Regions from separate parts of the Homo sapiens genome. Here regions 2 and 3 are each linked to region 1. A link is a loop called in an ENCODE intact Hi-C map of the cell type or tissue named here. Cell type or tissue: CD14-positive monocyte. All regions are shown on one strand.

Region 1 (2,500 bases):
GAGCAGCAAGCCCCACAGCCCAGCAGAAAAGCAACGTGGTTGTGGCTACTGAGTGAAGAATCCCTGAAGTTGAAATACATGGTGTCAGCAATAAGGACCTTGCTATTTGATATATAGCTTCGGGCGAACAAAACATTTGAAATTTATTTGATTGAATACAAACTAGTCATTCAAAACTAAAAATACATGTAGCCAATTTCCTTCCCCTTTGCCCCCCTTTAACCCATCCCTTCCCTTCTGCCTCAACCTCAGCTGCTTTTAGAGAAAGATAATTAGAATGCAACTGAGATATCTCTGTCCCCAAATGGGACGGAGGCCATGCACACCTGTGTGCATATACTGGGGAACTTCAGGGAGGGAAGGGCTCAAGCTTATGGCTCTGTTGGATTCAGGTGTCCAAGTCACCATCCTACCCTGTCCTGTAAGAGAACAAGATGTTGGGCACAGGAATGGCCAAAGGCACCAAGGACTAAAGGATGGAGCTGAGGCAGTGTACATAGGGGTAGAAAGGGATCTCTGGGCCTGGGTGTTCACCAAATACTGAGAGGTGCATGGAAAAGAACTGACACTTGTGCTTAGATTCTGACCCTGCAGCAAGGAGTTAAAGGAGGGAAAAGGCTAGCAACTAAGTTTTCTTCCCTCTCTCTCTCTGCTGTCTTCCATTTGCCACCCTAGCTGTCCTTTCCCTCTCACCCTGAACTTCCCTGGGCTCCTAGACAGGCACAATTGTTGGAGCCTGATTTTCATTATGCTCCTACAGGGGGAAAAGCAAACGAATTCAACTGATGGAGTTTAGGTATGATTTGCTGTGAGAGAAAGAAAGCTAAAGTAACGTTATAGATGGAGCTCCTTGGGCGGATTCAAGATACCGTTGTTGTGGAATGATGTTGAGTGCCTTCACTTCCTCATCTCGTGTCAGAGAGGATCACCCTGTTCAGCAACTGCTTCCTGTGGGACATGTAGATCATCCTCTCAGTTTGTTTCCCTGTCCCCTCTCAGTAGTCTAGCAACAACAATATAGACTCTTCAAAAGAATGGGAAATCCTAGCTTTGCTTAAATACAGAAGCGCTCAGAGGCCATTTCCTAGGACAACATTGCCACCTACTGGAGGTAGCCACAAGTACACACCAATAAAGGCAGCTGTCAATTACCCTGCTGCCAAACTCTTGAGATCCACTGCCTGACTCAAGGATGCCTCTTCCATCTGGCATCCCTTTTGGGTCTTGGGTCAACTAAGACTGGTTGACTAACAAAGGGAGAATCCAAAAGGCCAAAAAAGCAGTTAAATGAAAATGGTATATTCAAGAGCTCAGCCAGGGTGGTCTTGGCGTCACATTGGTTTTACAAGAAAAGAAAATGTCAGATGCCTTTCCGGGTGAAATGTTATCTCTTACTTTGTCACCTGAATTATGTTATTTTCCTCCAAGGAGGGTTTACTGTATCCTCCTGATACAGAGTGAAATCAGATCATTAAGGTCTGATTATCAATTAAGAGGTCTGATTATCAATCAGACCTTTTAATGATCAGATTTCAGTCATGGATAAAATCAACTTGAGACTCAGTTGTATAATGCCAAGGCTCTGTCTACCTCTGGTTGGCTTCACTTCTAGAGTGTAGCCTGGAAGGGCCCCAGCTGAGGCCTTGGGATGTTTACTAGTGTCCTCCCACTTCCTGCGTTATCGAATTCAGAACTCCAATTTTTATCTCCTCAGCACTGTAAGTCTTTAGGGCACTCTGCTCCACTTTTCACTGGATGACTCCAATGGGCACAAGGCATGAAACTTAGTGCCATCCTTAAGGATCTAAAGGATACAGAAATGATGCTCCCTGTCATGTATGCATTTAGTTCATCAGTTGTGGAGAATGACCATTCACTATCACAAAATCAACCAACTGGTGGGCCCAGTTGCAGCCACTGTGCCAGATGTGGAATCTTTGCTAGAGCAAATGCACATTTAATCAGGTACATGGTATGTGGCCATCAGTTGAATTAATGCATTCTCTTCTATCTCTATCAGAAAAAGGGATCATAAATAGTTCCACTCACATGGAATAGACAACAGTGTACATGTGTATTTTTGCCCCAGGACTATATTAGATATAGTGTTCCTTCTGTTATAATATAGATAGAAAAGATTTGGACTACTTGTACTTCCTTCAGACCATCACACCTGTCTACTATATCGATGTTAACATGCTAATTAGGCCAGATGGCAAGAAGTAATCAACTACCTTGGAGGTGCCGGTACACATGCATTTCAGGTGACAGGAAATAAACCCCGTGAGGAATCAGAGGCCCCCTAAATCAGGGGCATGCTAAGACCACCCATCCAAAGAAAAGGATGAATTATTGAATCTTGCATACCCCATGAAGAAAAAGAAAGTACACTGCCTGATAAATCTCTTTGGGTTCTGAAGGTAGCATATTCCATGCATGGGTATACTGTTTCAGCCAATTTACAGGGGATGCTATAGGCTGCCAGCCTTGAGTGGGGTCT
Region 2 (2,500 bases), 62 kb before region 1:
TCCTTCTGATAGTCTAGATTTTAAAAAACAAAAGAAATCTTAATAGAATTGTCTTTTGGAGTAAAGCCTACCAGTATTAATCAACACCTCATCTCTCCATAGAAAATAACCCCCCACAAAATTGAATGTTTATACTTGATGTGATTTGAAAGTGTGCAATTCCAGCACCTAAAGAATAGTGTAGGTCATGGAGTTTTTAAGAAACTCCAATTCATCTTAGAAGGCTGTGGTAGATCTGTTACCGCTTAGTATAAATCAATCCAATCAGATTTCTAAACTCCTGAGACCTGGCTGATTTGTTACATTGACTGAAATGAAAGCATGGTCTGAGAAAGAGAGTAAACATGTCATTTGGGATTTCAAAGGGTGGAAAATTCTTACCTAAAAAATAAACTCAGGAACTTGGGGTAATATAAAAACAGCTATATTTTGGCACTCAAGAGGCAAAAGCTAATATATGTGATGAAAGAACACAAAGCAAATAAAATTTGACTATTTCAAAATGATGCCTCGGGCAGGTCCTGTATCCAGAAGAGGATGTTCATCCAGGGTCTGGGGCTAAGGTCATCTTAGCACAGCCCAGCTGCCAGCTTCCCTCCTCTGCCGCTTCCCTGAACGCAAACCAGCTTCCCTTATCTAGCCCTTCGTGGACCTGTTAAAAAAGTGATCCCTAAACCTTATCATGCACTTGCATTAAAAAAACAACAAGAAAGCATGGGAAGGATGAAAGAGGATTTCTTAAATATGGCACAAGTAAGTCCAACATTATCAATAAACACACTAACAATGAATGGGGTAATTTTCTTATTAAAATATATGTTTTTCATACTGAGTTAAAAACAAAATCCAAGAAGCATACATCTCTGTGCCCTCACATGGTGGAGACAGAGGAGAGCTCAGACTCTCTTCCTTTTCTTAGAAGGACTTAATACCATCAAGGGGGCTCCACCCTTATGACTTAATCTAAACCCAATTACTTCTCAAAGGCCCACCTCCAAGTCCGTTGGGAGTTGGGTCTTCAACATATGAATTTGGGAGTCACCGTCAGTTCATAAGGAAGCATATCTGAAATAAACAACACACAAGGGTTCACGGAAAGGAAGAAGATATACTAAATGAACGTGAAACTGAAAAGCAAAGTAATACCATCAACACTTGGCAAAATAGAACGTAAGTTGAACATCTGCTAAATACAGAAATTCTCCCACAACATAGGTCATGAATCTGCCTCACAACACAACACAACTACAAACTATACATGGCAAAAGCTGACAGACATACAAAAGAAAAATGCAAATCCACAGTCTCAGTGGGAGAACTCAAAAAACTTCCCTCAGAAAGCAACAGATGATGCTGACAAAAAATAAAGACAATTTGACAAACTGCCATCACAACTTGCTATTTCTGGTGATGTTGGGGTTATCTGCTTATTGTGTATTTGAGAACTTCCCTTCATCTGCTTGTCAAACTGACCAGCAGGTGGTGCTGGGGAGGGAAACACTCCATCTGGAGAATGCTGGCAACTTGTCTCTTAAGTCTAGAGGCTCCTGGTCCCCCTCATGATCATCACCTATCAGGCACAAGCACTGCTGATACAGGAGCTAAAAAGAAATTATTAAGCAGTTAGTGTAGGTAAGAGAGTCCTCAGTAAGGTTTTTCTTTTAATAAAAAGCAGCCCCCATATAATCGCTTTTCTAGCGAAAATCAGCCTAAAAAATCAAGCCGCAAGCATGCTAAAAGCTTGCATAGGTAAATGCCGGCACCTATGCAAATAGAAAAGGGATACCTGGAAGTCAGGCGTACTCAACATAGAGGTTTCCTCTTCCTATTTTTTTTTTTCAGATGGAATCCTGCTCTGTCACTCAGTCTGGAGTGCAGTGGTGCATTCTCAGCTCACTACAACCTCCCCCTCCTGGGTTCAAGCAATTCTCTCCCTCAGCCTCCTGAGTAGCTGAGATTACAGGTGCCCACCATCACGCATGGCTAATTTTTTTTTTCGTGTTTTTTTAGTAGAGGCAGGGTTTCACCATCTTCGCCAGGCTGGTCTTGAACTCCTGACCTCTCGTGATCCACCGTCCTTGGCCTCCAAATGTGCTAGGATTACAGTCATGAGCTACCACGCCTGGCCGCCTATTTCCTTTTCTTTGTCTTCACTTGTGCAGGCGACACGGCACAGGCCAGGTAGAGGCCCCGTTTGCATACTAAAGATTCATGTGGGATGGCCAGGCTCTTCGTGCATCACATAAATAGCACACCTGCTCCAACCAACCCTCTGAGCCCTATGTAAATCAGACACTGCCTCCTCAAGCTCCTCTATAAAACCAACCACAACTCGCCCCAAACCCGGAAACCTGCTCAGGCACCCTTCCAATGCATGAGGAAACTCTCTCTTTGTTCTTTTGCCTATTAAACTTTTGCTCTTAAACCCACTCCTTTGGTGTCCACATCTACAATTTCCATACTGTGAGACAGCAAACCTCTGGCATTTCCCCAGACAAAC
Region 3 (2,500 bases), 200 kb before region 1:
GTTACGATAGTGATTCCCAAACCTTATCATCCACTTGGATTAAAAAAACACAAGAAAGCATGGGAAAGAGGAAGGAGGATTTCTTAAATATGGCAAAAATAAGTCCAAAATTATCAGTAAACACAATACAGATGAATGGGGTAATTTTTTTATTAAAACATATGTTTTTCATATTGAGTTAAAAACAAAGTCCAAGAAGCATGCATTAATCTGCTCTGGCTGCCATAACAAAGTTTCATACACTGAGTAGCTTACACAACAGAAATTGATTTCTCACTCGTTTGGAAACCGGGAAGGGATATGACAAGGTTCTGGCGAGGTAGGTTTCATTCTCAGTCCTCCTCTCTCAGCTTGTTGATGGCTGCTCTCTCTCTGTGCCCTCACATGGTGTAGAGGAGGGCTCAGACTCTCTTCCTTTTCTTAGAAGGACTTAGTGTCATCATGGGGGCTCCACCCTCATGACGTCATCTAAACTCAATTACGTCTGAAAGGCCCACCTCCAAATACATTTGGAGTTGGGACTTCAACATATGAATTTGGGGATCACAGTCAGTACATAAGAAAGCACATCTGAAATAAAAACACAAAGGCTAAAAGAAAGGAAAAAGATATACTAAATGATTTTGAAACTGAAAAAGCAAAGTAATAACATCAATACTAAGCAAAACAGAACTTAAGACGAAAATCTGCTAAATACAGAATTCTCCCACAAGATAAGTCATGAATCTTCCTCACAACACAACTACAAAATACATATGGCAAAAGCTGACATACAAAAAGAAATAGGCAAATCCACAGTCTCAGTAGGAGAACTCAAAATACTTCCCTCAGAAAGCAACAGATGATGCCGATAACAAAGACAACTTGACAAAATGCCATCACAAGTTGATATTTCTGGTGATGTTGGGGTTATCTGCTTACTGTGTATTTGAGAACTTCTGTTCATCTGTTTGTCAAACTGACCAGCAGGGGGTGCTGGGGAGGGAAACACTCCACAGGGAGGGTGGGGAAAGTTCTCTAAGTCTAGAGGCTCCTGGTCCCCCCATGATCATCATCTATCAGGGGCAAGCACTGCTGATACAGGAGCTAAAAAAATCAATTATTTAGGCAGTTAGTGTGGGTAAGGGAGTCGTTGGTAAGGTTTTCCTTTTAATAAAAAAGCAGCCCCCATCTAATTTTGTTTTCTAACAACAATCAGCCTGAAAAATCAGCTGCAAGCATAGATAAGCAAGCTAAAACTTGCAAAGGGGAATGCCGGCACCTATGCCAATAGAAAAGGGATACTTGGAAGCCAGGCATACTCGCATGTTCAACATGGAGGTGTCCTCTTCTTTTTTTTTTTTTTTTTTTTTTTGACGGAGTCTCGCTCTGTTGCCCATGCTGGAGTGGAGTGGGGCGATGTCGGCTCACTGCACCCTCTGCCTCCCGGGTTCAAGCAGCTCTCTACCTCAGCCTCCTGAGTGGCTGGGATTTCAGGAGCCCACCAACAGGCCCGGCTAAATTTTTTTTTTTTTGTATTTTTTTTAGTGGAGACGAGGTTTCACCATCTTGGCCAAGCTGGTCTTGAACTCCTGACCTCGTGATCCACCCTCCTCGCCCTCAGAAAGTGCGGTGATTACAGGCGTGAGCTACGGCGCCCTGCCTCTTCTTCCCTTTTCTTTGTCTTCAAGTGTTCAGGCAACATGGCGCTGGCCAGATAGAGACCCCATCTGCATAATAAAAGATTAGGATGGGATGGCCAGCCTCTTCGTGCATTCACACCTGGTCCAACCAACCCTCTGAGCCCTGTGTAAATCAGACACTGGCTCCTCAAGCTCATCTATAAAACCAGCCGCAACTTGCCCCAAACCCAGAAACCCGCTCAGGCACCCTTCCAATGCACAGGGAACTCTCTCTTCTTTCTTTTGCCTATTAACCTTCCACTCTTAAATCCACTCCTTCTGTGTCTACATCTTCAATTTCCTTATTGTGAGACAAAAAGCCTCTGGCATTTACCCAAATGATTCTGCTTCACTGCCATCTCTAGCCCAAGTGCCAAAAATGACCACTTTAGCCTGATGAATGCCACGGCTGCTACCATGCTGCTTAGGACAAGCAAGGATACAAAGATGGACTGGGGAATGGTTTATCAGAGAGGCCGCAATGAAAGCATATCCCATGCAACTTTCCACTTCTTAACTTCTGTCATTTTCAAACTTAAAGGTTTTTTTTTTTATTTTTATGTTTTGTTGTTGTTGTTTTGTTTTTAACAGTTTCTATTTCTGGCCCAAAGACTTCTCTTTGTTTTCCTCCTATGACATATTTATTGTTTGTTCTAAAGTCCTTTCCAACATTTCCTATAGTAATTTAGAAGACATGTGTTTGGTTCACATCTTGATCTCCTCTCCACCTAGAATTCTTTTTACTTTCTCCCAGGAAGATTCCACCCCTCCTATTCTGCCAGTTCCCTCTACCTCAAACAGTTGCCCTTTCAGGCAGATAAGCCTGGGCCAGTTCTACT

The links. Hi-C counts contacts between places; a loop is a spot of excess contacts. Peaks named below come from ENCODE experiments on the same cell type or tissue, not always from the same donor. Only the 100,000 strongest peaks of a DNase experiment are listed, where the experiment ranks them.
Region 2: a loop joins it to region 1, with 6 times the contacts of the local background. A loop is called at or near these places in 52 of 110 quality-filtered maps.
Region 3: a loop joins it to region 1, with 3 times the contacts of the local background. A loop is called at or near these places in 13 of 110 quality-filtered maps.

The regions. Positions count from the first base shown.
Region 1 is chr11:59,157,549-59,160,048 of GRCh38, forward strand. No RefSeq gene overlaps it. Among named protein-coding and RNA genes, the nearest start is that of DTX4, 13 kb to the right of the region's middle. RefSeq lists an enhancer at 1,194-1,243. In CD14-positive monocyte, CTCF peaks have their summits at 1,110 (motif pointing left) and 1,309; a DNase peak (open chromatin) is centred at 1,033; H3K4me3 peaks cover 923 bases; H3K27ac peaks cover 997 bases.
Region 2 is chr11:59,095,846-59,098,345 of GRCh38, forward strand. It overlaps LOC105369315 (a long non-coding RNA gene), which reads right to left. Exons shown (of 3, transcript XR_007062680.1): 1 at 1,787-2,500; 2 at 1,474-1,601; 3 at 409-1,065. Among named protein-coding and RNA genes, the nearest start is that of FAM111B, 10 kb to the right of the region's middle. RefSeq lists a silencer at 1,192-1,301 and an enhancer at 1,915-2,084. In CD14-positive monocyte, CTCF peaks have their summits at 1,440 (motif pointing right) and 1,640; a DNase peak (open chromatin) is centred at 1,486.
Region 3 is chr11:58,957,735-58,960,234 of GRCh38, forward strand. All of the region lies in intron 5 of GLYATL1-AS1 (GLYATL1 antisense RNA 1), which reads right to left. Among named protein-coding and RNA genes, the nearest start is that of GLYATL1, 19 kb to the left of the region's middle. In CD14-positive monocyte, CTCF peaks have their summits at 988 (motif pointing right) and 1,188; a DNase peak (open chromatin) is centred at 977.